Linked DNA regions of Homo sapiens: region 2 is linked to region 1. A link is an interaction called in ENCODE POLR2A ChIA-PET data of the cell type or tissue named here. Cell type or tissue: PC-3. All regions are shown on one strand. Each heading gives the region's core, and the rest is flanking DNA. Links, peaks and the distances in the headings are about the cores only.

Evidence for each region. Peaks named below come from ENCODE experiments on the same cell type or tissue, not always from the same donor. Only the 100,000 strongest peaks of a DNase experiment are listed, where the experiment ranks them.
Region 2: POLR2A ChIA-PET joins it to region 1 with 6 read pairs; 2 of 35 experiments call an interaction of 5 or more read pairs at or near these places.

Annotation. Positions count from the first base shown.
Region 1 is chr12:117,615,737-117,631,941 of GRCh38, forward strand. The region is part of intron 5 of KSR2 (kinase suppressor of ras 2); the gene reads right to left. Among named protein-coding and RNA genes, the nearest start is that of NOS1, 260 kb to the left of the region's middle. RefSeq lists enhancers at 12,751-13,251, 13,252-13,752. In PC-3, for the core only: no CTCF peak of the experiment used is centred there; DNase peaks (open chromatin) are centred at 6,525 and 7,225; H3K27ac peaks cover 649 bases.
Region 2 is chr12:117,777,072-117,793,276 of GRCh38, forward strand. The region is part of intron 3 of KSR2 (kinase suppressor of ras 2); the gene reads right to left. Among named protein-coding and RNA genes, the nearest start is that of KSR2, 180 kb to the right of the region's middle. In PC-3, for the core only: no CTCF peak of the experiment used is centred there; no DNase peak of the experiment used is centred there.

The sequences.
Region 1 (16,205 bases), core at 3,080-11,079:
GACTGGATATGAGGGACACTTATCCAAAACTGCCCAGCCAAGCTGCTCCAAAATCCCTGACCCATAGATGCTGTGGGATAATAAATGTGTATTGCTTGTTAAGCCAGTAAGTTTTAAGATAATTTGTTATGCAGCAGATAATACATACAGATTTTAAACAGATCCCAGCACTTTGGGAGGCTGAGACAGGTGGGTCACTTGAGCCCAGAAGTTCGAGACCACCCTGGGCAATATGGTGAAACCCCACCACTACAAAAAAACACAAAACTTAGCTAGGTGTGGTGGCACACGCCCATAGTCCCAGATACTTGGGGGGCTGAGGTGGGAGGAGGATTGCTTGATCCTGAGAGGTTGAGGCTGCAGTGAGCCATAATCATGCCACCCACTGCACTTTAGCCTGGGTGACAGAGTGAGACCCTGTCTCGAAAAAAAAAAAAAACAGATTTTAAAAAGAAGGAACTTTTAGTGCCTAGTAAATTGAAAATATTTTTATAAATATTTAAATAATGATGACTCAATCAATCAATTTGGAAAAAAAGAGAAGAAAAAGATCAGCAAAAGTCACTATAAGTAGCTGTCCAGCCCACAAGGCCTATGAGGAATTGCGTTTTCTCCATTCACATATTTGAGAGTTTAAGTTATTTCGCATGGCTGTTCAATAACTAAATAACTTCAGAAGGCTACAGAACTTGGGATGCTGGGTTCCTATGCCTGCTCTTTTCTCTGGAGATGTGAGGCACCATCCAGATATCCCTTCCAAGTACCTGCCCTTGACTAAAGAAAACAGCCTTGCCCAAAATCACTCTCTCCTTGGGGTCAGCCCACTACTAAATACTGGTCAGTGAGGTCATATAAAGACCTGTGCCTTTTGTCCCAATTCAGAACAACTCTGCATTGCCAGCTCAGCTCCTGAGCACACTGTGAGGTTGGATGAGGTCTTTACTGAGACTGTATCACAGCCCAACTTCTCCTTCTGCCCAACCTTGCTTCCTTTACTCCCCTTGTTGTTGATTCCAACAGTGTTCCCTAACAACCTTCTGATATGCTCATTTCTTTCTCAGATTCTGCTTCCTAGGAAACAACTTGAAATATCTGGCAATTCTTGGATAGAAAGCCAGGCTCCATGATTCATCTTTTTATTCTTCCTTCTCTCCTTGCTTTCTTTCATTCTTTTGTTCATTCATTCATTCATATGTGCATTAATGTAATGAACAAAAGCTAGGAGCCCTGCATTAACCAGAAATTCATTTCAAGGCACTGGGTTTAGCAGTTTTATGAAGATGTTTGTGGATGTGGTTTCCTTTGCATTCATCTTGTTTGGGGTTCAAGGCACTCCTTGAAGCCAAAGCTTGATGTCTTTTGTCTCTTTTGGAAAATTCTTGATCACTATCTCTTCAAATTTTGCTTCTCTTCCTTCTTCCTCTCCTCTCCCTCTGGAATCTCAATCAAAAAGACCTTTTCAATGGGTCCTATATGAGTTGCACACATTCTTTTCAGTATTTTCCATCTTTCCCTCTACTTTTTGTTTCAATCTGGGTATTTTCTTCTAATCCTTCCGCTAGTTCACTAATTCTCTCTTCAAGTGTGTCTGATCTTCTATTAAACCCACGTATTGAATTCTTCATTTCAGTTTTTGAATTTTTCAGTTCTGAAATATTCATTTGACTTTTTTATAATTTCTAGATCTCTGCTGTAATTCTCTATCTAGTCATCTAATGTCTTATATATCTTAATCATATTAATTAAAGTTCATGTCTTATAATAAAATACAGCAATTAAAAATAACAAACTACTGATAAATACAACAACATGGATGTATTTCAACAGCATAATGCTGAATGAAAGAAGCCAGATGCAAAAGAGTATATACTGTATGAAGCAATTTATATGAAATTCCAGAAAATGTAAAGTAATCTATAGTGATAGAAGACAGATAAGTAGTTGATGGGTCTAGGAGGATGAAGTGATTGCACAGGGAATGAGAGAACATTTTGAGGTGATTAGAAGTTCTGTTTCTTCATTGTGGTAGCATTTATAAACGTGTATGCACGTGCCAAAACTTATCCAACTATATATGAGTATAATTTACTATACCTCAATAGTGTTGCTTTAAAAAACCCAGATTAAACCTAGACGAGTTGAGGAGATAGCTCCCAATTCTGGAAAATCCCAGAACACAAGAATTAAGAATAAATTAAATTATGATAAAAGAAGATCAAGTCCATGTTTAATAAACTCAAATATCTGGATCTCTTCAGGGTCTGATTTTTGCTCCTGGTTTTCAGTCATGTCATTTTATGTCCTAATATTTCTGGTAACTTTTTATTGAATTCTTAAAATTGGGCATAAAAATTTGAGGAGATAATTTGTGTTTCTGGATGATGTTATCTTTCTCCACAGAGGATTTAAATTTTCCTTCTGGCAAGCAGTTAGAAAAGAGGAAAATAACACTAATTCAATCAAGGATTGAGCAGATTTGATACTGGACTTCATTTTTATAAGCACTGGTCTATTTCTAGTTTACCCTTACTCTCAGAGTGTAGCCCCTCAGAGTCCCTACTGGACACATTGATATTTACCAAGGTCCCCTTCTGCTTGATGGAACTTGAGCACCAACATTTGTCCCTCAGCAACATGACATGCAGGAAGTTCTATTCAGCTTCTTAGTCTCTCAGCCGCCATTTTGGAATTAGCAAGTATCTTGAGAGGAAATGCAGTATTGAACTTTGGGCTCTTTCCTCTGTGCCTCCTTTCTTTCTGGAGTCATGGCCTGATATGGTTTGGCTGTGCCCCACCCCCCAAATCTCATCTTGAATTGTAGCTCCCATAATTCCCTCATGTTGTGGGAGGGACCCAGTAGGAGATAATTGAATCATGGGGTTGGCTTCCCCCATACTGTTCTCATGGTAGTGAATAAGTCTCATAAGATCTGATGGTTTTATAAGGGAAAACCCCTTTCATTTGGTTCTCTCATTCTCTCTTGTCTGCCACCATGTAAGAATGTAAGACGTGCCCTTCACCTTCCACCGTGATTGTGAGGCCTCCCCAGCCACATGGAACTATGAGTCCATTAAACCTCTTTTTCTTTAGAAATCACTCAGTCTCGGATATGTCTTTATCAGCAGCATGAAAACGGACTAATACGTGGCCACACTCAAGCCCTCACTTCCTTGGTAGCTTGATAATACCTTCAAACATTTTTAAAAATATATTTTATCCAGCTTTTCCAGTTATTCTTGGTAGGAGGATTGGTCTACAGCAAAACAACTCACCATTTCTGGAAGCAGAAATTTCTGCAGGACCCTAGGGGGACACAGATCCAAAGATAACTCCCACCTTCAAGAAACCTTCTAGGAGACCTTGAGAATTACTACAATGCTGTCTGCTAGATGGGCAGGCTACCAACCTGGTGCAATAGCTCTTTCCTGGCAACATTTCTTGTGTGCAGTCAGCCACAGGAAACAGTCAATTTTCTTTTTTTTTTTTTATTCTACTTTAAGTTTTAGGGTACATGTGCACAACGTGCCAGTTAGTTACATATGTATACATGTGCCATGTTGGTGTGCTGCACCCAGTAACTCATCATTTAACATTAGGTATATCTCCAAATGCTATCCCTCCCCTCTCCCTCCACCCCACAACAGGCCCCAGTGTGTGATGTTCCCCTTCCTGTGTGCATGTGTTCTCATCGTTCAAGTCCCACCTATAAGTGAGAACATGTGGTGTTTGGTTATTTGTCCTTGCGATAGTTTGCTGAGAATGATGGCTTCCATCTTCATCCATGTCCCTACAAAGGACATGAATTCATCATTTTTTATGGCTGCATAGTATTCCACGGTGTATATGTGCCACATTTTCTTAATCCAGTCTATCATTGTTGGACATTTGGGACATACTGTATATGTGAGTGTTGTTATTAGTATTTTTAACATTAATTTTCAATGTTAAAAATACTAATAACAACACACACATATACAGTATGTCACAATGCCTTATATGAGGCCAATTAATCATCTCATGTGAGCCTCAAAATTGATACTTTTTATAAAGACAGCTTTATTGAAGTATGATGTACATATAAAATTCACTCATTTTAAGTGCACAATTCAATCATTTTTAGTAAACTTGCAGAAATGTGACCATCATCAAAATCCAATTCTAGAACATGTCCATCTCCCCAAGAAGACACTTTGCACAAAAGTTACTCACTATTCCCAACTCTAGCCCCAGACAACCATTAATCTACTATCTGTCTCCATATATTTGCCTTTGCTGGATATTTCAAACAAACGAAACCCTACAGTGTGTGGTCTTTTACATCTGCCTTCTTTAATTTATCATAGTTGATCTTTAATGTAGGTATTATTAGCCTCACTTTAGAGATGAGAAAATGGAGAATTGGAGAGATTAAAAGACTTGCCTGAGGTTAATCAGCTGGTGAAAGATAAGGACACCAAGATCTGAACCCACGTCTAAAAGCTTTTTCTCCCTACAAAACCACCTTCATCATATGTGAGCTTCCTGGGAGTCAGAGTCATATTCCATGGGCTCCTAGACCCTGGGTGGTGAGCAAAGGGTCTGCCCCATTGTGGATATACAGGAGTTATTTGTTAAACTGAAACAAATTTATCCTATATTAGTTCCTGCTTCTATCTCAATTCACCATCCCCAAACACCATTCTGAGTGACCTCCTGTTGCCTGCCATTAGTTGATGTTTGCTTAGGGACCACACATTTGTGTTATGGCTGACAGAAGAAAAACACAAAGGAAACAAAAAGAAATACAGACATTATGGAAGTACATGCAGCACAAATAGTTTGTGAGTTTACCACTATTGAAGCTTATGCACTCTAGAGCTCCCAGTGAGCAGATATCTGTGCCCTGATAGAGATGAATTAGGTTTCTCCCTAGCTCCAATATCAGCAGCAAAGACTGGAAGAGTGAACTCATTCTCTGCTTACATGGCTCAAATGTAGGTCAAGACACTTCTCTGTGAGCTGTGACCAATAACCAATGTGTGGGTATTTATCATTCTTCTTTTTTTCTGATTACGCCATTCCTAGTTATCATGACTTAGACTTAACAATAAGTTCTGGGAAAGCAGGGAGAGACCATTCTAGTCATATTTCATTGATTCTGCTTATATATTCACTACATACATACAAAACAAAACCTAAACATGTAGTAAGCCCCTTCCATCTGTAAATTACTGTGGGAATATTAGAGGATATATAATCTGAGTCTCCACTTCTAAGGAATTTTATTATTGAATTTGGAGGCAGTTGATATGGTTTGGCTCTGTGTCCCCACCCAAATCTCATCTCGAATTGTAATCCCCACGTGTCAAGAGGGGAAAATTACTGGATTATCGGGGTGGTTTCCTCCATACTGTTCATGATAGCAAATGAATTCTCATGAGATCTGATGGTTTTATAAATGGTAGTTTTTCCTGTGCTTTCACATGCTCTCTCTTACCTGCCACCATGTAAGACATGCCTGCTTCCCCTTCCACCATAACTAAGTTTCCTGAGGCTTCCCCAGCCATGCAGAGCTGTGAGTCAATTAAACCTCTTTTCTTTATAAATTATCCAGCCTCTGGCAGTTATTTACAGCAGTGTGAAAATGGAATAATACAGCAGTAGAGAAGAAAGATTAAAAGCACAGGATCTGGAATGATTTTGGCTGACTCCACGACTTACTAGCTGCATTCACATAGGCAGGTTAGTTAACCTCTCTGTGCCTCAGTCTCCTCATCAGTAGCATGAGGATAAATATAGTATGTGCTTCATAGGGTTGTTACAAGGATTTAAATGATATAGGCATGAAAAGGGGCTGGTACAGAGCAAGAATTTAGTGATTGCATCCACATATAAATGCATGTCATCAACACAGACCTCCTCTTGTAATTTAGTTAATGGTATTATACCAATGCCATTTTCTTGTTCAGGTAATATATAGTGATGATGTAAGACAATATCATTGGAAGAAACTAAGTGAAGAGTACATAGGAACTCTATACTATTTTTGCAACTTCTTGTGAGCCCAAAATTATTTCAAAATAAAACATATTTTTAAAAATTTCAAAACCAAATATAAAAATAATAATCATAATGCAGACCTTCTCCCCACAAGCCAACCTCTACCACTGTCTCCTACAGCTCCATGCTGTAGCTGCACAACAAAAATTTGCAAAGGATGAAAGATAAAGGGACCATCCACATTCCATGGGCACCTTATGGATGCATTTGCACATCCTATTACATTAACTTAGGGAGCTAAGGAATAATCTCAGTGAGCACATGAAAGTTATGTAACTGCTTTGACCTCACAAGCAGGATGGCAACAGTTGGCAAACTCTTGATGGGGCAGTTGATGGGAGAATTTGAGACCATTTTCATCAGTGACTCCCAATGTGACTTTAGGCATATCTCTACATCTCTCTGCACTTCTATATTTTTTTTTTGTTTAAGTATGGTGGAAAACTGCCTAATCCTCTTGGGAATCCAGGATTTGGAATGTGATTCACTCAGGATTAAATCATCATTTCCTGCATCTTATTTTACATAATTCAAGAACTCAGAGAGTCAACACTGTTGAAATTTACAATCAGCCTTCACAGACTCTGTACTCAAAACATCTGCAAAGCAAAAGAAAGAGTCTATCTCAGAGAACCTCTTTGATAAGACAATAAAAGTTACTTTATTCAACTGGCATCTTATTCTCAATGAGCCTATTTGTGCAATTTGAGTGTTGTGCAATTTAGTTATCAAGGTTTTTTTTTTCCTGTCCCTGGAAGACAAGGTCAAGCAGGATGTGCATGTTAACACCTTCCACTGACTTAAACAAAGGTAACACCAGATCTAACCCACACTGGTTGGAGAGATTCTCCACACAAAATCTTGTGGAGAGATTTTGCTGCACAAAACTTCCAGATCCACTCTGTGCCATAAAGCTTCAATTCAATGGGATTTCCAGCATCTTGAATTGTTTAGAAATGTCATTTACTCCACTTTTAGGAATAAGAAGAGATAATTTCCCAAACCCATCCAAGCTGTTACACACTCAATAGATATTTCTTGAACCTCTTTTATGTTCCATATATGGTGCTGAATGCAAGAAATATAAGAAGAAAGCATGAATACTGCCCTCTTGGAATGCATTGTTGGGTCTGGGAGAAAGACAAATAGCCCTAAAATTATAGCATATTGAGGTAGGCATGCACTCCAATGGAGGAAGTTTAAGGTAGTGACTCAAAGCACAGGTATTAACAGTCAGAGCTGACATGAAAACCAGACTCTGCCAGCTGCTGGTATGAGGCTCAGAGGAAGCTACCCCACCTCTTTGAGCCTCATTTTCCTCTGCTTTAAATTTCATAATGCAAATTTGATAATGTGCTTCGCACATGGTAGATACCAATGAACACTCAGAGGTGAATACCAGTTAAATTCCATAACAATATCTCACATTTATACATTTACTTATTTATGCCTTTGGGTTTTTTTTAATTATTATACTTTAAGTTCTAGGGTACATGTGCACAACATGCAGGTTTGATACATAGGTATACATGTGACTTGTTGGTTTGCTGCACCCATCAACTCATCATTTACATTAGGTATTTCTCCTAATGCTATCCCTCCCCCAGCCCCGCACCCCGATAGGCCCCAGTGTGTGATGTTCCCTCCCTGTGTCCAAGTGATCTCATTGGTCAGGTCCTGCCTATGAGTGAGAACATACAGTGTTTGGTTTTCTGTCCTTGTGACTAGTTTGCTGAGAATGATGGTTTCCAGCTTAATCCATGTCCCTGCAAAGGACATGAACTCATCCTTTTTTATGGCTGCATAGTATTCCATGGTGTATATGTGCCACATTTGCTTAATCCAGTCTATCATTGATGGACATTTGGGTTGGTTCCAAGTCTTTGCTATTGTGAATAGTGCCACAATAAACATACATGTGCATGTGTCTTTATAGTAGCATGATTTATAATCCTTTGGGTATATACCCAGTAATGGGATTGCTGGGTCAAATGGTAATTCTAGTTCTAGATCCTTGAGGAATCGCCACACTGTCTTCCACAATGGTTGAACTAATTTTCTCTCCCACCAACAGTGTAAAAGCGTTCCTATTTCTCCACATCCTCTCTAGCATCTGTTGTTTCCTGACTTTCTAATGACTGCCATTCTAACTGGTGTGAGATGGTATCTCATTGTGGTTTTGATTTGCATTTCTCTGATGGCCAGTGATGATGAGCATTTTTTCATGTGTCTGTTGGTTGCATAGATGTCTTCTTTTGAGAAGTGTCTGTTTATATCCTTTGCCCACTTTTTGATGGGGTTGTTTTTTCTTGTAAATTTGTTTGAGCTCTTTGTAGATTCTGGATATTAGCCCTTTGTCAGATGGGTAGATTGCAAAAATTTTCTCCCATTTTGTAGGTTGCCTGTTCACTCTGATGGTAGTTTCTTTTGCTGTGCAGAAGCTCTTTAGCTTAATTAGATCCCATTTGTCTATTTTGGCTTTTGTTGCCATTGCTTTTGGTGTTTTAGTCACGAAGTCCTTGCCCATGCCTATGTCCTGAATGTATTGCCTAGGTTTTCTTCTAGGGTTTTTATGGTTTTAGGTCTAACATTTAAGTCTTTAATCCATCTTGAATTAATTTTTGTATAAGGTGTAAGGGATCCAGTTTCAGCTTTCTACATATGGCTAGCCAGTTTTCCCAGCACCATTTATTAAGTACGGAATACTTTCCCCATTTCTTATTTTTGTCAGGTTTGTCAAAGATTAGATGGTTATAGATGTGTAGTGTTATTTCTGAGACCTGTCCCACTGGTGTATCTCTCTGTTTTGGTACCAGTACCATGCTGTTTTGGTTACTGTAGCCTTGTAGGATAGCTTAAAGTCAGGTAGCGTGATGCCTCCAGCTTTGTTCTTTTGGCTTAGGATTGTCTTGGCAATGCAGGCCATTTTTTGGTTCCATATGAACCTTAAAGTAGTTTTTTCCAATTCTGTGAAGAAAGTCATTGGTAGCTTGATGGGGATGGCATTGAATCTTTGGGCAGCATGGCCATTTTCATGATATTGATTCTTCCTATCCATGAGCATGGAATATTCTTCCATTTGTTTGTGTCATCTTTTATTTCACTGAGCAGTGGTTTATAGTTCTCCTTGAAGAGGTCCTTCACATCCGTTGTAAGTTGGATTCCTAGGTATTTTATTCTCTTTGTAGCAATTGTGAATGGGAGTTCATTCATGATTTGGCTCTCCGTTTGTCTGTTAATGGTGTATAGGAATGCTTGTGATTTTTGCACGTTGATTTTGTATCCTGAGACTTTGCTGAGGTGGATTATCAGCTTAGGAGATTTTGGGCTGAGGCGATGGGGTTTTCTAATATACAATCATGTCATCTGCAAACACGGACAATTTGACTTCCTCATTTCCTAATTGAATACCCTTTATTTCTTTCTCTTGCCTAATTGCTCTGGCCAGAACTTCCAACACTATGTTGAATAGAAGTGGTGAGAGAGGGCATCCCTGACTTGTGCCAGTTTTCAAAGGGAATGCTTCCAGTTTTTGCCCACTCAGTATGATATTGGCTGTGGGTTTGTCATAAATAGCTCTTATTATTTTGAGATACGTCCCATCATTACCTAGTTTATTGAGAGTTTTTAGCATGAAGGGCTGTTGAATTTTGTCAAAGGCCTTTTCTACATCTATTGAGATAATCATGTGGTTTTTGTCATGGGTTCTGCTTATGTGATGGATTGCATTTATTGATTTGCATATGTTGAACCAGCCTCACATCTCCGGGATGAAGCCGACTTAATCGTGGTGGACAAGCTTTTTGATGTGCTGCTGGATTTGGTTTGCCAGTATTTTATTGAGGATTTTCGCATTGATGTTCATCAGGGATATTGGTCTAAAATTTTCTTTTTTTGTTGTGTCTCTGCCAGGCTTTGGTATCAGGATGATGTTGGCCTCATAAAATGAGTTAGGGAGGATTCCCTCTTTTTCTATTGATTGGAATAGTTTCAGAAGGAATGGTACCAGCTCATCTTTGTACCTCTAGCAGAATTTGGCTGTGAATCCATCTGGTCCTGGACTTTTTTGGTTGGTAGGCTATTAATTATTGCCTCAATTTCAGAGCCTGTTATTAGTCTATTCAGAGATTCAATTTCTTCCTGGTTTAGACTTGGGAGGGTATATGTGTCCAGGAATTTATCCATTTCTTCTAGATTTCCTAGTTTATTTGCGTAGAGGTGTTTATAATATTCTCTGATGGTAGTTTGTATTTCTGTGGGATCGGTGGTGATATCCCCTTTATCACTTTTTTATTGCATCTATTTGATTCTTCTCTCTTTTCTTCTTTATTAGTCTTGCTAGCAGTCTATCTATTTTGTTGATCTTTTCAAAAAACCAGCTCCTAGATTCACTGATTTTTTTGACGGGTTTTTTGTGTCTCTATCTCTTTCAGTTCTGCTCTGATCTTAGTTATTTCTTGTCTTCTGCTAGCTTTTGAATTTGTTTACTCGTGCTTCTCTAGTTCTTTTAATTGTGATGTTGGGGTGTTGATTTTAGATCTTTCCTGCTTTCTCTTGTGGGCATTTAGTGCTATAAATTTCCCTCTACACATTGCTTTAAATGTGTCCCAGAGATTCTGGTACCTTGTGTCTTTGTTCTCATTGGTTTCAAAGAACATCTTTATTTCTGCCTTCATTTTGTTATCTACCCAGTAGTCATTCAGGAGCAAGTTGTTCAGTTTCCATGTAGTTGTGCAGTTTTGAGTGAGTTTCTTAATCCTGAGTTCTAATTTGATTGCACTGTCGTCTGAGAGACAGTTTGTTGTGATTTCTGTTCTTTTACATTTGCTAAGGAGTGCTTTACTTCCAATTATGTGATCAATTTTAGAATAAGTGCGATGTGGTGCTGAGAAGAATGTATACTCTGTTGATTTGGGGTGGAGAGTTATGAAGATGTCTATTTGGCCTGCTTGTTGCAGATCTGAGTTCAGGTCCTGGATATCCTTGGTAACCTTCTGTCTCATTGATCTGCCTAATATTGACAGTGGGGTGTTACAGTCTCCCATTATTATTGTGTGGGAACCTAAGTCTCTTTGTAGGTCTCTAAGGACTTGCTTTATGAATCTAGGTGCTCCTGTATTGGGTGCATATAAATTTAGGATAGTTAGCTCTTCTTGTTAAATTGATCCCTTTACCATTATGTAATGGGCTTCTTTTGATCTTTGTTGGTTTAAAGTCTGTTTTATCAGAAACCAGGATTGCAACCCCTGCTTTTTTTTTTTGCTTTCCATTTGCTTGGTAGATCTTCCTCCATCCCTTTATTTTGAGCCTATGTGCGTCTTTACACGTGATATGGGTCTCCTGAATACAGCACACTGATGGGTCTTGACTCTTTATCCAATTTGCCAGTCTGTGTCTTTTAATTGGGGCATTTAGCCCATTTACATTTAAGGTTAATATTGTTATGTGTGAATTTGATCCTGTCATTATGATGTTCACTGGTTATTTTGCCCATTAATTGATGTAGTTTCTTCCTAGCATTAGTGGTCTTTATAATTTGGCATGTTTTTGCAGTGGCTGGTACCAGTTACTTCTTTCCATGTTTAGTGCTTCCTTCAGGAACTCTTGTAAGGCAGGCCTGGTGGTGACAAAATCTCTCAGCATTTACTTGTCCGTAAAGGATTTTATTTCTCCTTCACTTATGAAGTCTAGTTTGGCTGGATATGAAATTCTGGGTTGAAAATTCTTTTCTTTAAGAATGTTGAACATTGGCCCCCACTCTCTTCTGGCTTGTAGGGTTTCTGCTGAGAGATCCACTGTTAGTCTGATGGGCTTCCCTTTGTGGGTAACCTGACCTTTCTCTCTGGCTGCCCTTAACACTTTTTCCTTCATTTCAACCTTGGTGAATCTGACAATTATGTGTCTTGGGGTTGCCCTTCTCAAGGAGTATCTTTGTGGTGTTCTCTGTGTTTCCTGAATTTGAATGTTGGCCTGCCTTGCTATGTTGGAGAAGTTCTCCTGGATAATATACTGAAGAGTGTTTTCCAACTTGGTTCCATTCTCTGCATCACTCTCAGGTACACCAATCAAACGTAGATTTGGTCTATTCACATAGTCCCATATTTCTTGGAGGCTTTGTTCATTTCTTTTTACTCTTTTTTCTCTAACCTTGTTTTCTTGCTTTATTTCATTAATTTGATCTTCAATCACTGATACCCTTTCTTCCACTTGATCGAATCAGCTATTGAAGTTTGTGCACGCGTCACGAAGTTCTCGTGCCATGGTTTTCAGCTCCATCAGGTCATTTAAGGTCTTCTCTATGCTGTTTATTCTAGTTAGCCATTCATCTAATCTTTTTTCAAGGTTTTTAGCTTCCTTGTGGTGGATTCGAACATCCTCCTTTAGCTCAGAGTTTATTACTGACCTTCTGAAGCCTACTTCTGTTAACTCGTCAAAGTCATTCTCTGTCCAGCTTTGTTCCGTTGCTGGTGAGGAGCTGCAATCCTTTGGAGGAGAAGAGGCGCTCTGATTTTTAGAATTTTCAGCTTTTCTGCTCTGGTTTCTCCCCATCTTTGTGGTTTTATCTACCTTTGGTCTTTGGTGTTGGTGACCTACAGATGGGGTTTTGGTGTAGATGACCTTTTTGTTGATGTTTATGCTATTCCTTTCTGTTTTTTAGTTTTCCTTCTAATAGTCAGGTCCCTCAGCTGCAGGTCTGTTGGAGTTTGCTAGAGTTCTACTCCAGACCCTGTTTGCCTGGGTATCACCAGCAGAGGCTGCAGAACAGCAAATATTGCTGCCTGATCCTTCCTCTGGAAGCTTCGTCCCAGAGGGGGAGCCACCTATATGAGATGTCTGTTGTCCCCTACTGGGAGGTGCCTCCCAGTTAGGCTACACGGGAGTCAGGGACCCACTTGAGGAGGCAGTCTGTCTGTTCTCAGAGCTCAAACGCCATGCTGGGAGAACCACCGCTCTCTTCAGAGCTGTCAGACAGGGACATTTAAGTCTGCAGGAGTTGTCTGCTGCCTTTTGTTCAGCTACGCCCTGCCCACAGAGGTGGAGTCTAGAGGCAGTAGGCCTTGTTGAGCTGCTGTGGGCTCCGCCCAGTTCGAGCTTCCCAGCTGCTTTGTTTACCTACTCAAGCTTTAGCAATGGTGGCTGCCCCTCCCCTAGCCAGGCTGCTGTCTGGCAGATCGATCTCGGACTGCTGCGCTAGCAGTGAGCAAGGCTCCATGGGCATGGGAGCCACCAAGCCAGGCATGGGAGAGAATCACCTTGTCTGCCAGTTGCTAAGACCTTGGGAAAAGCACAGTATTTGGGTGGGAGTGTCCTGTTTTTCCAGGTAGTCTGTCATGGCTTCCCTTGGCTAGGAAAGGGAAATCCCCCAACCCCATGCGCTTCCCAGGTGAGTTGATGACCCGCACTGCTTTGGCTCACCCTCCATGGGCTGTGCCCACTGTCCAACCAGTCCCAATGAGATGAACCAGGTACCTCATTTGGAAATGTAGAAATCACCGTCTTCTGCGTCGATCATGCTGGGAGCTGCAGACCAGAGCTGTTCCTATTTGGCCATCTTGGAATGCTTTCTATGCCTTTGGTTTATGTCAGAATATACTTAAAACTGCTTACATTCATACATTACAGAAAAAAAAGGTGTTTTTTGTGGTCTAATGAGAAAACTGGACAAGAAGGAAACAAGAGTAAGAAAAACATGTGAAACCAAACGGGAGAAAAGAACACAAAATCTATGCTGACAATTGCAATAAGTTGGTCACAGATTTGATTTTGAGTTTCCTCGTGATCACAGCAAAAAGGAAAACACAGCAGTTATCTGACTCAGTCACTAGTTCCATAATCTGCAAAACAAGAGTGCATGAGAATCAGAACTCTTCCTGTTCCTGACATCAGAAATAAATTACTCCTATATGTCCTCAATAGGACACTAGTTACTATAGCAATCAACATCCTCAACAACTCTTGGAATTGTCTTAAAATGTCCTTTAATTGATAGTGAAGAATATAAGAACCAATGTGTAAGTCTGTGGAAGTAGTTCAATGAGAAGTTAAAATAATGCAGCTCTGGCATCACCCAAAGACTAATTCTGGCATAACAAGAAGAGTTGTACATATCCTCCATAAAGTCTACTCCCATCATTCAACCTTTAGCAAAACAAGCAACAGCAAGTCCCCTACCAAGTGGCCTGCCAGCAGCTTTACCAAGGATGCTGCCATCTGCTTTGTTGTTCAGCCTGCTGGACTCATGCAGAAGTGGGTCATGGGAGTGCTCATGGACAGGCCAACAGGACCATTCTCAAGTGGCTTTGGATTCCTTCCCCCGCAGAGGAAGAAGAAAAATCCCTGGGGTCTAAGGAACAGGTGTTGCACATGCCTAATGTCCTCCCACTAGCGACGTCTCTCAGCAGCCCAGTGATTCTCATTTGCGGAAACACTTATCTACCAAACTGCAGGCCAACAGATGACACATACTGTAGGTGCTCGATGCTCAATTGTGTTCTAGGCAGAGAGAACAGCATGTGCAAAAGCCCTGGGGTTGAAGACAATATGGTGGTATGAAGAATGCCAGTAGGGGAGGAAAGGAAGAAAATGTGTGTGTGTGTGTGCATGTGTATGTGTGTGTGCACATGTGTGTGCATGTGTAAAGGAAGAGGGGTTGGAAGGTTGGGGGAGATATGGTACAAAATGAAGCTGGAGATGTAGGCACTAGTGCACACAGAGCCTAGTGTGCCAAGGACTGAGTTTTGTACAGCCATGGAAGGATTATAAACAGGGGCTACCTGATCGGATTTGCCTTTTCAAAGATCTCGTTGTCTGCAGAGTGGGGAATGAATTGGAAGAAGGCAAAGGGAAACGAGGAGTTAGGAGACTGTGGGCGGTGGTGATGGTTCTGACCCAGCAGTGGAAAGGTGGATGGAGAGAAGTGATTTGAGAGCTAATTAGGAAATGCAAATTGGCAGAGGGTAGGGACGCAAGGTTCTCTGGGAGTTGCAGTCATTGAATGGATGAAAGAGATTGGGACCAATGAGTGGTACCAATGAGTGGTATTGATGGGTAGAGAAACTGGGGACCGGGGTTACATCTTCTGCAAAAAGCAGGAACCCTGCTGATAAAGGACAATGGTACTGTTTCCTGTGGGTATAGATTCTCCAAAGACCTGAGGATTCACAATCCAAGCCAATGAGCTCTGTGAGAAGTAAAAATGCTCCCCAGGCTGACAAGAGACGGGCTGTAGAATAAGATTCTCAGTAAATATTTGTTGAGTAAGCCAGGCGTGCTGGCTCACACCCATAGTCCCAACACTTTGGGAGGCTGAGGCCAGGAGCTCAAGACCAGCCTGGGAAACAGTGAAACTCTGTCTCTACAAGAAAACTTTTTTAAATTAGCCAGGCATAGTGGCCTGTACCTGTAATCCCAGCTACTTGAGAGGTTGAAATGGGAGGATCACTTGAGCCCAGGTGTTTGAGGCTGCAGCAAGCTATGATCACTCCACTGTACTCCAGCCTGGGCAACAGAGTGAGATTCTGCCTCTAAATAAAGAAATAAATAAAAATTTGTTGAGTGATTAAATGACTCCTGGCTGAGTCGGGAGCTGCTAGAGAGATGCAATTTTAAAACAGCAAGCCTATATGATGGCCTGACCTCCTGTAACTACTTCTGTGCTTGAAAAATATCTTAGACTTTTATTTTATGACTAAACAACAATTTCATGATTCTTCTTTGTGATTATCATAAATCTAGGTCTTTTATTTCTCCATCAGAGAAACAATCTTGACTTTTATCTACATTTTTCATGCCTAATTATTTTTCTTCATCAATATTCCAATATGCTAAATATTATGATAATATAGCTAGATAATCTTTAGTTGGTTCCTTTTCAAGCATACCAAGAGTTCATTAACAACCAGAATCCAAATGAAACCCCAGTGTTTGTCATGTACTGATCAATAGGAAGAATCGAGTGACTTGAGGGTAAAGCAGGGATAATTACCATTATTTATCAAATGAAATAATACACAAAAAGTACTTTTAAACCAAAAGCAGTATGCAATATGTGAGCTGTTATTATCATTCATTAAACAAAATTGCAAAGCATAGAGTCCCCATAAAACATTTATTTTGAGCAGCAACAAGTTCCTGGTATACCCACAAAAATAAACTAGTTGCAAATA
Region 2 (16,205 bases), core at 4,201-12,200, 160 kb after region 1:
ATTTAATATATATATTTTATATATATATATATATATACACACACACACCATATATATATACACTATATTATATATATATATATACACACCATACATATATACACTATATATATATATATATAGTTGATTCATTAACATTGAGCTCACAGCCCACAGCACTGTCACTCAAACCTAAACCAAGAATATCTAACACAGGTATTTTCTCCATAAGGCACAGCACACACAGCCTTCTTATTCTAAGGAACACTAGACAGCAGTTCAGCGCTATGCTTTGGGGCCATTGTAAACAGCAAAATCACCCACACAAAGTACAAACAAAATGTGAAAAACTTAGCATTCAGTTTAAGACCACAGAAAGGACACTGCTTACACCATGAGAGCTGAAATGAGAGGGCAGAATGCTGCCCTGTTCAACCTCAGGGGTTGTGCACATCAGGCGACTCAAAGTTTTTTACCACTCTGCAAATGCAAGTATTGATTTAAGGGTTACAAATACATTTTAGCCCGTAGGCAAATTCACAAATACAGAATCCACAAATAATGAGGATCGACTGTTGTTATCCGTTTATCATCCATCTTTCCCACTGGAATATAAGCTCTAAGAAGGCAGAGCCCTGGACTCACCTTCTCACTACTGTATCACCCACTGCCTTGCAATAAATAAATATTAATTTTTGGCCAGGTGCAGTGGCTCAAAATGCTGTCATCCCAGCATTTTGGAGGTTGAGGCTGGTGGATCACTTGCGCCCAGGAGTTTGAGGCCAGCCTGGGCAACACAGCAAAAACCCCATCTCTACTAAAAATATGAAAAATTAGCAGGGTATGGTGGCATGCACCTGTAGTCCCAGCGACTTGGGTGGCTGAGGTGGGAGGATTGCTTGAGCCTGCGAGATCAAGGCTGCAGTAAGCCATGATTGTGGTACTGTACTTCAGCCTGGGTGTCAGAGTGAGACTCTGTCTCAAAAAAATATTAAAATAAATATAATTTTTTGTCTCAATGCACAAATTATATGTTGCTTTAATAAATATTTGTGGAATGAAACAATTCTTCTTTACTTTTTTTGAGATGAAGTCTCTCTCTGTTGTCCAAGCACCATCTCAGCTGACTGCAACCTCCACCTCCTGGCTCATGCCTTAGCCTCCCAAGTAGCTGGGATTACAGGTGTGAACCACCATGCCCAGCTAATTTTTGTATTTTTAGTAGAGATGGGGTTTCACCACATTGGCCAGGCCGGTCTCAAACTCCTGACCTCAGGTGATCTGCCCGCCTCGGCCTCTCATAGTGCTGGGATTACAGGAGTGAGCTACTGCACCCGGCCGAAACAATCCTTGAACAGTCATAAATTAAAGCTGCCATGATGGATAACAGTATTGGTATCATGCACCTTGAATTCAGGCAAGAAATTAAGTGGGAGACAACTCGCTATAGTCAAAATTCTATTCATGCATAGGGCTACCCTAGATGGATAGTCTTGAGAAATGAAGGCCTGGTGACCAGAAGAAAGGGTGGAAGGTCGTCCTTATCTTGATCCTGCCTCTTCTGGCTCTGCATCCTCTGAGAAACAGCTGTGCCTCCACCAGCTGGGAAGAATGGGCTCTCTCATGGGCCTCTGAGGGAGGGAGAAGGAGGTGAGAAGCTTAGGAGGCCCATCCAGCTCAGGCTGGCTCCCACGCATGCTTGCACAAGAGAGTCCACACCAGGAAAGCCACATTAGAGAGGGATGACCTCTGAGACGCTCCTAATTCCAGAACCCTTTGTTGTTCTATTGCTCTGCCTCCCTTGAGTGACAGGCATTATATTAGTTTTATAACCTCTTGTGTTGGCAAATTCAAGAAAGCTAAAAGTAGCATTCGATGACCTTATGTGCTGCAAGGTGCCCTATTTTTATCTCCCAACAACTGACTTGGGGCGCAGGTTTTCCAAATCCCTTTGGCTTTCCCCTCCCTGTGCAGATTCAGTGGGGCCAGCACCTGCCCCGGTTTCCCTCCCAATTTCCCTCTGCAAAGACAGTGCTTATGAAGCCTTCAGAGCCAGGTGTGCCAGGAGGTCAATTTGCTCAGGTTATCCACATAGTCTTGACCTAGAGGCAGAGAGAAATGTGGATACTTCTAAGAGAAAGGTGCTGTGTAAACGTCTATCAACCTTTTTAACTCCTCTTAACTAAGGCAGACAACTGCATGGGCACCAGGGGGCTTTTCCAAGACATCTAGATTTAATACCTGCCAACATAACTTCTTGCCACAGCATGTAGAACTCAGCAGGGCCAGTGAGCTGGGTTTGAATCCCAGCTCCACTACTTACTAGCTGTGTGACTTGGGGTAAATTTCTTAACCTCTCTGAACTTCAGTTCATGCATCTAAAAAGGGAATAATAAAAGTACCCTCTTCTTAGGGTGAACATGAAAAACCAAGCAAGCAGTGGGCCTGCTATCTTTGTTACTATTTGATATGGTGTGGCTCTATGTCCCCACTCAACTCTCATCTCGAATTGTAATCCCCACGTGTCAAGGGAGGGACCTGGTGGGAGGTGATTGGATCATGGAGTCGGCTTCCCCTGTGCTGTTCTCATGATAGTGAGTGAGTTCTCATGAGATCTGATGCTTTAAAAGTGTTTAGCAGTTTCTCCTGTCCTCTCTCTTTCCTGCCGCCTTGTGAAGGTACTTGCTTCTCCTTTGCCTTCTGCCATGATTGTAAGTTTCCTGAGGCCTCCCCAGCCATGCAGAACTATAAGTCAATTAAACTCTTTCCTTTATAAATTACCCAGTCTTGAGTATTTCTTTATAGTGGTGTGAAAACAGACAAACACACTATCGTTGCTATCATTAGTAGTAATTCTCTTCCCTTCCCCAGGCAGAATGTGTGCATGCATCTTTTGATCAGACACCTACTTATACACCAGGTACTTTGATCTGAAGATGCACAGTCTCTCCATCCACACAGAATTCACACCCTACCCAGCAGGTTACGAAAACATATCATGAAAAAAGTAATACAGCTCATTAATAATTTTTACATGGATTACAAGTTGAAATGATCATATTTTGGAAATATTGGGTTAAATAAAATATATTGTAAAAATTAATGTCATTCCTCAAAAAGTTAAACACACAATGAGCAATTGGCAATTCTACTCCTAGGTCGATACCCAAAAGAATTGAAAGAAGGGACTTAAACAGATATTTATACACCAATGTTCAGAGTAGCATTATTCACGATAGCCAAAAGCTGGAAACAGCTCAGTGCCCACTGATGGATGAATAAATAAACAAAATGTGATATATCCATATAGCAGATTATTATTCAACCTTAAAAAGTAAGGAAGTTCTGATACATGTTACAACATGGATTAACCTTGAAAACCATATGCTAAATGAAATATGCCAGACACAAAAGGACAAATAGTGTATATTTCCACTTACATAAGGTATCTAGATGATGCAAATTTATAAAGACAGAAGGAAGAATAGGGGTTACCAGGGGCTGAGATTACTTAATGGCCATGGAGTTTCTGTTTGGGATTATGAAAAAGCTCTGAAGATGGATGGTGGTGATGATTATACAACCTTGTGAACATGTTTAATGCCACTAAACTGTACACTTAAAAATTGTTAAAATGGTAAACTTTGGTGTGTTTTCCTACAATAAAAAATTAATGTTGGCTGATTTTTTAATGTTTTTAAATGTAACCACTAGGAAATTTTAAATTACATACATGGTTCCCATGATCTTTCTCTTGGACATACAATGTCTAGCACACATCTGGAAGAAGAGATGGGCGCTAAACAAGGAATCACATCTCACAATGTCATAAAGGTTGTTGCAATGTAACCCAGAGCTGAGGGTTACGGAGAGGTTTCCTTAAGGAAGAACATTTGCACTGGGGTCTTGATATGCTTTGGCTGTGACCCCACCCAAATCTCACTGAATTGTAGCTTCCATAGTTCCCACGTATTGTGGGAGAGACCCAGTGAGAGGTAATTAAATCATGGGGGCAAGTATTTCCCATACTGTTCTCATGGCAGTGAAAAAGTCTCACAAGATCTGATGGTTTTATAAATGGGAGTTCCCCTGCACACGCTCTCTCTTGCCCACTGCCATGTAAAAAGTCCCTTTGCTTTTCCTTCGTCTTCCGCCATGATCGTGAGGCCTCCCAGTCATGTGGAATTGTGAGTCAATTAAACCTCATTCCTTTATAAATTACCCAGTCTCAGGTATGTCTTTATTAGCAGCGTGAGAACAGACTAATACAGGTCTGGAGGATGAGTGGCGGTTCATTAAGCAAAGAAAGAGGGACAAGTGTCCCAGCCAGAACCAGTCTGTCCAAAGATGTGATCCACCGGAGGAGGCTCAGAGTGGCAGAGGAGGTAGAGTGCAGATGATGGGGAGAGGGAAGGGGGAAAGTGAGGCAGAGAAGAGGTGGACAAGTCAAAGTGGAGAGCTGAGGATTTATCCAGAGGACAGTGCCATGTGCAATGTCATGGCACCAATGATCACCCCTCACGAACCAAACCCACTGCATTTGAGTTGTAAACTTGTCTGTGTCTTCAACTGGACGATGAATTCCTGATGCTCAGGGACCATGTCTTGGTATCTTCCATATCCTCAAACCATCTGAGCCCCTGGCACAAAATTTACACCAATAAATATTTTACTGGCTTGACCTAAGGAAGCCAACACAAATGAGTCCCCCTAGCAGTTAACCCTCCCTGGCACCCAGCCTGCCTCTGGAGCCCAAACGTCAGGTTGACAATGCTTCCAAAGGATATCTCTAAAAGGAGATGCTGCCGAACCCAGAGATAAAGAACAAATGCAAAACTAAAAATATCCCTGCAGGTCTAAACAATAATTAAACCGTTGAAACTGATAAAAAATCATCGGGTAAAGTGGAACTAAGCATGTTTAGATACTAGCAACAGAGATGTTCATGCTTAACATCGTTCCACCCCTAGTTACCAACCCTGTAGGGCAGTCTGATGCTGGGAGATAGGGTAGCAAATTCGAATTGTTCTGTTGATTATTCTTTCCACATGTCTTTATTGAGTGCATACTATGGAGCAGGTACTTTCTTTTGAGATGCTAGAAGCCTTGGTCAGCTTCTGGCCAATAGTATCTGGACCAGAACTCCCCTCCTGTATCTAGAGTAACTCCTCTCATACTGCAGCTGAATATCTTATTATCAAATGTTAATGAGGAAACTAACAGGTTTTTTTGAGACAGGGTCTCACTCTGTTGCCCAGGCTGGAGTGCAGTGGCACAATCATGGCTCACTGCAGCCTCAACCTTGTAGGCTCAACCGATCCTCCCACCTTGGTCTCCCGAGTAGCTAGGACTATAGGCGTGCACCACTACACTTAGCTAATCTTTTTTATTTTTTGTAGACACAGGGTTTTGCCATGTTGCTCAGGCTGGTCTCAAACTCCTGGACTCAAGTGATCCATCCACCTTGGCCTCCCAAAGTGTTGGGATTACAAGCGTGAGCCACTGTACCCAACCAGAAACAAATATTTTTAAAGTATCTACTATGTGCCACGAACTATGCTAGACATTTTGCGAGTACCACCTCATTGTAATTCTCACAGCAACACTGTGGGGTAGACTCTATTCTTCACAAAGTATATATGAGATTCTAGGGGTCTGTGTTTTACATGTTTTAAGCTACAAACCTCCTAAGTGAAAAAGCCAAAATTTGAACCCAGAGTTCCTCTTATTTCTCGATAAGGGAGAAGTGAGAAAAGTTCAACTTGAGCAAGAAAAAGAAGAAAACAGGAAAGGCTGTAGGGTAAGAATGGGACCAGGACATCTAGACCCCTCCGCCCCACATAGCAACATCCTGTGGGTAGAATGGGGGACTACACATAATAATCGCAAAAAATGCTCATGGGTTTCTAAAAGAAACAACAAAGTAAGATCCATGGTGTTTAAGGATAAAAATGGTTTCACCAAGGACTGAACTTAATAAATATTTACTGAGCCCTACCCTATGTCAATTGCTTTGCTGTCAGCATTCAATATCCAAGGAAAAAATAAAAATGACAATGATCATGATCACCCTTTTTTGGAAAGTGTACCGTGTGCCCAACACTATTCTAAATATTATATGTATATTACCTAATTCAACCCTTACAACGGCACTACAAGGTAGTTATTAATATTTTCTTGATTTCATGGATGAAGGACAAGGTGGATGTAGCCCCTGACCCCAAGGGTCCCATAGTGGAATAGGGGAGATAAGGCAAGCAAGGAAACAGCCTCTGCATCATGTCAACGCATTGAGCAAGGTGCCAAGTAGCACGACAACAGCAATCGGGTGAGGGCTTAGATCCTGATTCACTTATCAGAGCCTCTGTTTCCTCATCTGTAAAATGGGGATAGTGTCACCCACCTCATAGGATTGTTTTGAGGGTCTAGTGATTTTATACTTAAAAAATACCCATCCCAGTTTTGGCTCTGGCCATGATAGAGCAAGCCCACCAAAGCCTATCTTTCCCAAAAATTCTGGGAAAAAAAATGGAAAAGGCAACAACCTGAGGATTCCTACAAGTCAATGACAGCAGGTGGGTAGGGCAGGGGAGTCCACATCTGAAGCATGGCCATTATGGCGGTGGTGAGTTTCCTTCATCTGTCAGTTTTGGCCAAAAGTTGGCAGGATTTAGGAACTGTGCTTTGGAAATGAGGAGTAAACACTTCAGAGTATCCCATATTTCTGGCCAGAGGACCAGGAAAGGAAGATCTGTGAGTAGGAGAGTATGGGCAGAATCCTTGGGGTTTTTATGTGTGTGTGTCTTTTTTCTATCCCAGCCATGTCCCAAAATCAGCCCAGACACAAAACTGCACTCATATGACACAGAAACAGCACAGGCACCAAAGCCCCCAAAAGATATCCCATTCCTTTGGACTGAGAAGCTCAGAATAGAGGCCAATGTTATGTGAATAAGGTAAGGAAGAGTACATGAGAATTTTTTTTAATTTTTTAATAATTTTAACTTTTGTTACGGATTCATGGGTACATGTGCAGGTTTGTTACAGGGGTATATTGTGTGATGCTCAGGTTTGGGGTATGAATAATCCCCATCACTCAGTGATATGGCTTGGCTGTGTCCCCACCCAAATCTCACCTTGAATTGTCATAATCCCTACATGTCAAGGCCAGGGCCAGGTGGAGATGATTGAATCATGGGGGCAGTTTCCCCCATACTGTGTCTCATGGTAGTGAGTAAGTCTCACGAGATCTGATGGTTTTATAAATGGGAGTTCCCCTGCACAAGCTCTCTTGCCTGCCACCATGTAAGACGTCCCTTTGCTCTTCCTTCCTCTTCTGCCATGATTGTGAGGCCTCCCCAGCCACGTGGAACAGTGAGTCCATTAAACCTCTTTCCTTTATAAACTACCCAGTCTCACGTATGTCTTTATTAGCAGCACGAGAACAGGCTAATACAGTCAGGTAATTAGCACAGTACCAAATAGGGAGTTGTTCAGCACTTGCTCCCTCCCACTCTCTCCCATCTAGTGGTCCCCAGTGTCTGCTATTTGCATCATCTTTAAGTCCATTGCACCCATGGGTTTTTTTCTCTCTCTTTTCTCTCACCACTTTACCGCCAATGAGAAGGCCAGTCATTCAGATCTGTGCAACAAGACAAGAGGCTAAAACTCTAACAGAACCCTATCTTTTTGGCCAAAAGAACTGGAGAAAGAGGCCCCTGAAAGCCAGATAATGTGCAAGTTATCTCCAAAAGAAAAGAACTGGAGGAGAGCCCTAATCTGTGTGTGAAATGCTGCCCACACTTGGAATAAACCCTAAGAAGCATGGCAAAGGCTTTAGGAACTCAACTGGCATTGGAGCACCACCTATAGAAGACAAGACAGCACCGACAGTCTGACTCTAACCAGACTACTGACTGCTTAAGAAAAACAAAACAAGCAAACCAAAAATCAATATTCTCCAGAAGGAAACCCAGAGTCTCACAAAAATATTCAAAATCTCCAGGAGATACTCCAAAATTGCGTGATATGCCAAAGACCAGGAAAATCCTGACCAATTTTCAAACGCAAAAGCAATCAACAGGCTGGGCATGATGGCTCACGCCTGTAATCCCAGCCCTTTGGGAGGCCAAGGCAGGTGGATCACCTGAGGTCAGGAGTTTGAGACCAGCCTGACCAATATGGTGAAACCCCATCTCTACTAAAAATACAAAAATTAGCTGGGCATGGTGGCGGGTGCCTGTAGTCCCAGCTACTTGGGAGGTTAAGACAGGAGAATTGCTTGAACCCGGGAGGTGAAGGTTGCAGTGAGCCAAGATCCTGCCACTGCGCTACAGCCTGGGCAACAGAGTGAGACTCCATCTCAAAAAAAAAAAAAAAAAAAAAAAAAAAAAGCAATCAATAGGTAGCAACACTGAGATGAGCCAGATATTAGAATTACCAGACATAAACTTTAAAGCAGGCATTATGACCATGCTCCATAAGATAAAGGTAACCACTCTTGAAATGAAAAGATAGCAATTTTCATAGAGAAACAGAAGCTATTAAAAAATAACCAAATGAAAATTTTGGAATCGAAAAATACACTATCCAAAATTCATTGGAAAATGTTCTCATTTACTGGATGAGCTCAATATCAAAACGGAGATGACAAAGGAAAGAGTCAGTGAATGTGAAGTTAGGTGAATAGAAATTATCAAATCCAAAGAACAGAGAGGAAAAAAGATTGATTTCTTTAAAAAAGCCCCAAGGAGCAATTAGAGAATATCAAAAGATCTAACATTCAAAAGATCTAACTGGAGAATTAAGAAGGATTGGTGCAGAATAAAAACAACAAAAAACAAAACAAAACTCTTAAAGACATAATGGCTGAAAATTCCCAAATTTTGTGAAAAACATAAATTCACAAATTCTAAAAGCTCAGCAAACCCCACATAGGATAAACTCAAAGAAAACCACGCCTAGGCACATCATAATCAAACTGTTGAAAGCCAAAGAAAATCTTGAAAGCGGCCATTAAAAAAACAATAATGATGCATTATAGATAAAAGGACAACAACTTGAATGACAGGAGATTTCTTATCAAGACTATGAAAGACAAGTTACTAGAACATCTTTTTTTTTGCAGATAAATTTTGACATTTATTCCATTTTAACAACATTTAAGAAAGAAGTATATTTTTTCAATCGTATTTTCCACTTTTTACTAAGCAGGCATTCAAGCTGTCCCACTCACTCATATATTACCCATGATACTAACATATTTTTTATTTTTTTTATTTTTTAAACTTTTATTTTAGGTTCAGTGGTACATGTGCAGATTTGATGTATAGGTAAACTTGTGTCATGGGAGTTTGTTGTACAGATTATTTCACCACCCAAGTACTAAGCTTAGTACTCAATAGTTCTTTTTTCTCATCCTCTCCCTCCTCCCACCCTCCACCCTTAAGCAGACCCTAGTATCTATTTAGAACAACATCTTTTGGCTGGGCATGATGGCTCACGGCTGTAATCCCAGCACTTTGGGAGGCCGAGGCAGGCAGATCCCCTGAGCTCAGGAGTTTGAGACAAGCCTAGCCAACATGGTGAAACTCCGTCTCTACTAAAAATACAAAAATTAACTGGGCGTGGTGGTGGGTGCCTGTAATCCCAGTTACTCAGGAGGCTGAGGCAGGAGAATCACATGCACCCAGGAAGCGGAGAATGCAGTGAAACGAGATCGCACCATTGCACTCCAGCCTGGGCAACAAGAGTGAAACTCACTGAGGTCGGGAGTTCGAGACCAGCCTGATCAACATGGAGAAACCCTGTCTCTACTAAAAATACAAAATTGGCCAGGCGTGGTGTTGCAAGCCTGTAATCCCAGCTACTCGGGAGGCTGAGGCAGGAGAATCGCTTGAACCCAGGAGGTGGAGGTTGCCGTGAGCCAAGATCACGCCACTGCACTGCAGCCTGGGTAACAAGAGCAAAACTCCATCTCAAAAAAAAAAAAAATTATGTATATCAGCTCTCAGCTCAAACATCAAGCTTCCTTCCTAGACCATCTCATCTGAATTTGTCCCTACCCCACTACTCTCTGCCACTGCCTGTCCACTCAGCACAAGTTTAAAGTGTGTATTTATGTGTTTATATGATCATTGCTCTTCTCCCTTAGAGACTGTAAGGTCTGTGCAGATCAGTTTGGTCTTGTTCAGTCTTGGCTCTGTAGCATCTTGTGGGATACCAGGCACAGAATGGATACTCAAATGTGCATGGAATGAATGAGTAAATGGGTAAATGAGAGATAAGAAGAAAGCCAGTAGGCCAGGAGCAGTGGCCCACATCTGTAATCCCAGCATTTTGGGAGGCCACGGCGGGCGGATCATCTGACGTCAGGAGTTTGAGATGGGCCTGGCCAAGATGGTGAAACTCCGCCTCTACTACAGATACAAAAATTAGCCGAGCACAGCGGCACATGCCTGTAATCCCAGCTACTCGGGAGGCTGAGGCAGGAGAATTGCTTGAACCCAGGAGGCAGAAGTTGCAGTGAGCCGACACTGCGCCACTGCACTCCAGCCTTGGCAACAGAGCGAGACTCCATCTCAAAAAAAAAAGAAAGCCAGTTAATTGGTTGGTCAAAGCAAAGTGCAAATATAGTTTAGGAGTGGAAGGGTAAGTAAACCACGTGGCTAGGCACAAGAAGGAGCTTTCAGATGAGCAAAACCACTGGACTCACCAAAGCAGACTAACCAGAAAGACTGTGTGATCTCCCCCAGATCTTTATTAACAGGATGAACTGCCATCTGTCTCAGATAGATGAAGTAGAGATAAACTACACCACACCAGAAAATTCTTGAGATACCTTTCAACTCAATAATAAACATTTGCTCTTTGTAATCACTCTTTGAAACTGTACGTGGGAAATAAGCAATTTTAAAGAAGCAATTTCTAAATACTTCACTAGCTAAAAAAGTCAGACCATGTCTATGGGATGGGAACCAGAAAGGAGAAGTCTTGGAAAGAGATGGAGAATGAACAGCTGTCTTCCTGCTGCTGTCAGGCAGAAGGTGAATTAGACTTGTTCTAGGAGGTTCCAGGACTCAGAGGTAAAACCAAGAGGAAATTAAAGGAAAACAGATTTAGCTTACTGTAAGGCAAATGCTAATAGTTACCAAGATCTCCTCTGAAACAAAAGAAATGAATGACTTCATAAGGTCAGCAACTCCCTGTATCTAGAAGACTTGGAGGAAAGGCTGAATAACCAGAAATTTACAGAAGGTAACTTCAAATTGTCCACTTGCTGGGAGATTGGACTAGATCTGTGTTTTCCAAACTGTACCATGGGATATGAGTCCTGAAAGGAAATCTGAAAAAGACTGCATGCTATAACCCTCCCCTGGAGATTAAAAAAGCACATTAGCATATTATAAGCTTTGAAAAATCCTGCAGGTAGGACTTGAGCTCCAATGTTGTACAGAACACTTTTTTTTTGAGACAGAGTCTCACTCCATTGCCCAGGCGGGAGTGCAGTGGCATGATCTCAGCTCACGGCAACCTCTGCCTCCCAGGTTTAAGCATTTCTCCTGCCTCAGCCTACCAAGTAGCTGGGATTACAGGTGCGTATGACCACGCCTGGCTTTTTTGTTTGTTTGTTTTGTATTTTTAGTTGAGACAGTGTTTCACCATGTTGGCCAGGCTGGTCTCAAAATCCTGACTTCAAATGATCCACCTGCCTTGGCCTCCCAAAGTGCTGGGATTATAGGTGTGAGCCACATTGCCCGGCCTCCAGAACACATTTCAAATGACCTGGACTAGAAGACAAAGCTGATCTTCTCAAGTTGAATATTCTATGATTCTCTCTCCATTAAAAAGGAAGCTCTAGGCTAGTGGATCTCAAACTTGAGCATGTATCTGAATTCCCTGGAGAGCTTATTAAAACAACGTTAGGCTCCACCCCTAAGTTTCCCATACCTGGGATCTGGGGTGAAGTCTGAAATTTTGCATTTGCAACAAGTTCTCAGGGGTTGCTGTTGCTGCTGGTCCAGTGATCTCACTTTGCAATTTGTCTAGACTTGGAGATTAAGAACGTTCAGGGTTTGAAAAACTTGAAGTTGCTAAACTTCGTACATCTCACTGCAAATTAGTCTCCAAGCACCTATAATTCTGACCTTTTCTTCTCACTCCGTAAAATGGTAGGTGGATGCCTTCTGTAAGGCAAAAGAGAAATCTGATCCTTAATGAAGTAGATACAGTCTGCAAAGCCCTCTCCTGTCAGTAATTGTGACCAGAGAAGACCCAGGTGGCGTTATTAGGGGAGGCTGCATGGAGCCAGCCTTGCTCAGACCTTTCAGATTCGAATTCAGGCACATACTTACTTTTCCCCCAGGCATCCTCTGAGATGCTTCCACCTCTGTTGCCTCATGTATCCACCAGGGAAAACTTACTAGGCAGCTACCACGATTCCCTTTTAACTGGTGGCAAAACTGAGGCTCAGAGAAGCAAAGGATGTTGGCCAAGGTCACACGGTAGAAAGAAACAGAGCTGGGGTTTGAACCCAGATCATTTAAGCCCACGTTTGGATCTTTTTCTTAATATGACTCTTCCTGCCACCTTGCATGCTGGCCTCTTTCCTATCCTTCAGTCCCTCCCTATCCCTCACATTGGTCAAAACGTAATGCTTGAGGGAAGCCCCTCCCCTCCACCAATTCCTCCTATAAGCAATTCTATTTAGTTGCACAAAGCACTACTGAGTGTCAGGTACCTGGAGATACAGCAGGGAACAAAACAGACAAGGTCCCCATCCCTGCTGAGTACACAGCAAAATTAGGTAAACAGACAACTCATAAAGCCTGCAAAGTATTGTCCACACACACACACACAGCATGTCTTGCTGGTCAGAAGGGTTTCTGGGAGGAGATGACGTTTTTGCTAAATCTTAGAGGTATCTGGAGGAAGACACGCTGGACCCTAGACCAATGCCCTGGGCTGACGCTTCCACCGTCACACCTGGACCCCTGCCAAGGTCCCAAGCTTCCCCAACTCCATACATAGCACTGCCTTCCACTCCACTGCATGGGACCAAAACATAAGAGTTGTGAGCCCAAATATCTGAGACAGGTCTCAACCAATTTAGAAAGTGTATTTTGCCAAGGTTAAGGACGTGCCTGTGACACAGCCTCAGGAGGTCCTGATGACATGTGCCCAAGGTGGTCAGGATACAGATTTTGCTTTTATGTATTTCAGGGAGGCAGGAGACATCAATCAGCATGTGTAAGAGGTACATTGGCTCAGTCCAGAAAGGTGGGACAACTAGAGGCAAGGGGCAGGTAGATGACAGACAAAAGGTTGCATTCTTTTGAGTTCTTGATCAGCCTTCCACTAAATACACAATTCAGTCTGGCTCCGTGAATCTGCATTTTTACCTAAACAATAGGGCAGAGGAAGCAATCAGATATGCATTTGTCTCAAGCAAGCAGAGGGATGACTTTCTGTCCCGCACCTGTGAATATCAGCTACCCATTTACATTGCCAGGGTGAAATTCAACAGAACTGTTTTAGGGGAAAGATCTTGTGGGCCACAAGGAACAAACTGTGAGAGAAGTATGTCGCTTTTTAATCTTTGTAGCTATCTTATTTTGGAATAAAATGGCAGGCAGGTTTGCCAGCTTGACTTTTGCCTTAGCTTAGTGCTTCTGGTAGCCCATGGTTTATTTTCCCTTCACGGAGTCATCCTTGATAAATCTCCTTCCTCCCACCCCACAGTAAGACCCATCCACACTACCTCTGTGCACATTCCTGGAATCCATCTATTCTGTCCATCAGCACTGCTGTGACCCAGTCCCAAATACCCTCACCTCACACCTGGACAACTGCAGCAGCCTCCCAACTGGTCTCTCTGACTCCCCTCTAGCTCCTCTCTAACCCATTTGACTAGAACAATGGATGTTTTGCAATCATGTATCAGACCTTCACTCCCCTCCTATCAACCTTAATGGCTCCCTATTCCCTTAGAATCCAAATTCTTGCTAATTGCCTACAATTCTCTCCCTAATCAGAGCATAGCCCACATCTCTCCCACCTCACCCACCTCTACCCTTCCCCAACTCTCATCTCCTGCCACACTGATCTTCCTTCTTTCCTTTATGCCCACCAGCTCACCCCAGGGCCTTGTCACTTGTTGCTTCCTATCTGCAAAGCTCTTCCTCCAGATCCTTCAGGAGCTTGCTTCCTGTCACACCGATCCTTAGCCTACATGTCACCTTCTCAAAGAAGCCTCCCTTGACCTCCCAGTCACTCCCGATTATATCAAAGATGTATTCTTTTTCACAGCCCTGAGTCATTCTCTGATATTTTCCAGTTTATTCATTTACTATCTGTCTCCCCCAACTGGAATATAAGCTTCTTAAAAGCAGAAACTTTGTCTATCTTGTTTATTGCCTAGAATGGAGTTTGTTACATTATAATGGATCCTCGAATATTTACTGAGTGAATGAATGAATGGCAAAAAAATAAAAATAAAAATAGCTCAGTGTGATTGGAACAACCAGTCTGTGGAAATGACACTGAGGGGTTTTCAGCCAAGGAGTGACATGATGAGAGGTGCTTTCTAGAAAGGTCACTCTGGCTGCTGGAGGAGGTGGGAGGGGAGCAGAGGCATATACCAACTTGAAGGACATTTGAATGGGACATGGTGATGAGTGAGACACACAGGAGGCTGAGGAACGGAGGCATCAGCGATCAAAAACTCCACTGCAGTTCATCCTACACTGCCCAGATCCATGGATTGTGTTGCAACCGATATCAACATTTTAATTCACCAACTAAACGTACTCTGTGTATTTTAGAACCAGAAACTTCTCTTCTACTTCTCTCCCCATATTTCTCTCTACTCCCAAAAAACAGATTGCACAGCACTATGCCCACAATGAGTGCCCACTGCATAAATACATGGAGCTTCTAGAAGGTGAAAGATCTGACATTCCCTCTGTAAGATGCAAAGGGAGCAATGATAAAGCATTGCGGTTTTGGCCAAGCGCAGTGGCTCATGCCTGTAATCCCAGCACTTTGAGAGGCTGAGGCAGGTAGATCGCTTGAGCTCAGGAGTTTTGAGACTAGCCCGGACAACATGGTGAGACACAGTCTCTACAAAAAAAAAAATAAATAAAAATTATCTGGGCATGGTGGTGTGTGCCTGTCCTGTAGTCCAGCTACTCGAGGGGGCTGAGGCAGGAGGATTGCTTAAGCCCGGGAGGTCGAGGCTGCAGTGAGCTGAGATCGTGCCATTGCACTCCAGCCTGGTTGACAGAGTGAGACACTGTCTTTAAAAAAAAAAAGAAGAAGAAGAAGAATTGCAGTTCTGGAGTCAGACAGACCTGCTTACGCTACATGCAACACCTGGGCACGCTGGTTAGCTTTTGGGCCTCAACATCTTCATCTGTGAAACAGGGATATTGGGAGCCTCTATCTCAGAGGATTCTCGCAAAATTACAAGGGATCCTACATGCAAAGTGTTCAGCACTGTGCCAGGCACAGAGTAAGCCCACAAGGGCTATTATTAGGAACCTCAGTCACTTAAATCAAATCAGCAGCCTCTCCCAGCCCCGCGGCCCCTGCCCTCTGCCTCTGTCCCTGTGTCTGAATCATCCTACTCCCTTTCCCTGTCTTGACTGCTGGTTGGCTGCTATTTCTCCAGACCTGGGATATGTCATAATGTGATTGATGCACCCAATCATAAAAATAACCAGTTATTTTGATGTGGGGTGCGTCATCCCTAAAAATAACTGAGAACTGTGGAAGTGAAGACACCAAGGCAAATATTGGTTTGCATTGTGTGCACACACACCAACATGCACACACACACAACATGCAGACCCTCACACCAACATGCACACACCCTCACACCAACATGCACACACGCTCACACCAACGTGCACACACAACATGCACACACTCTCACACCAACATGCACGCACACACACCAACAGTACGCACTCTCACATCAACATGCACACACGCTCACATCAACATGCACACACACCAACAGGCACACACTCTCACACCAACATGCACACTCACACCAACGTGCACACAAACATGCACACACACACTAACATGCATATACCAATATGCACGCACACCAACATGTACACACACCAATGTGCACACATACACACCAACATGCACACACCCTCACACCAACATGCACACACACCAACCTGCACACACCCTCACACCAACATGCACACACG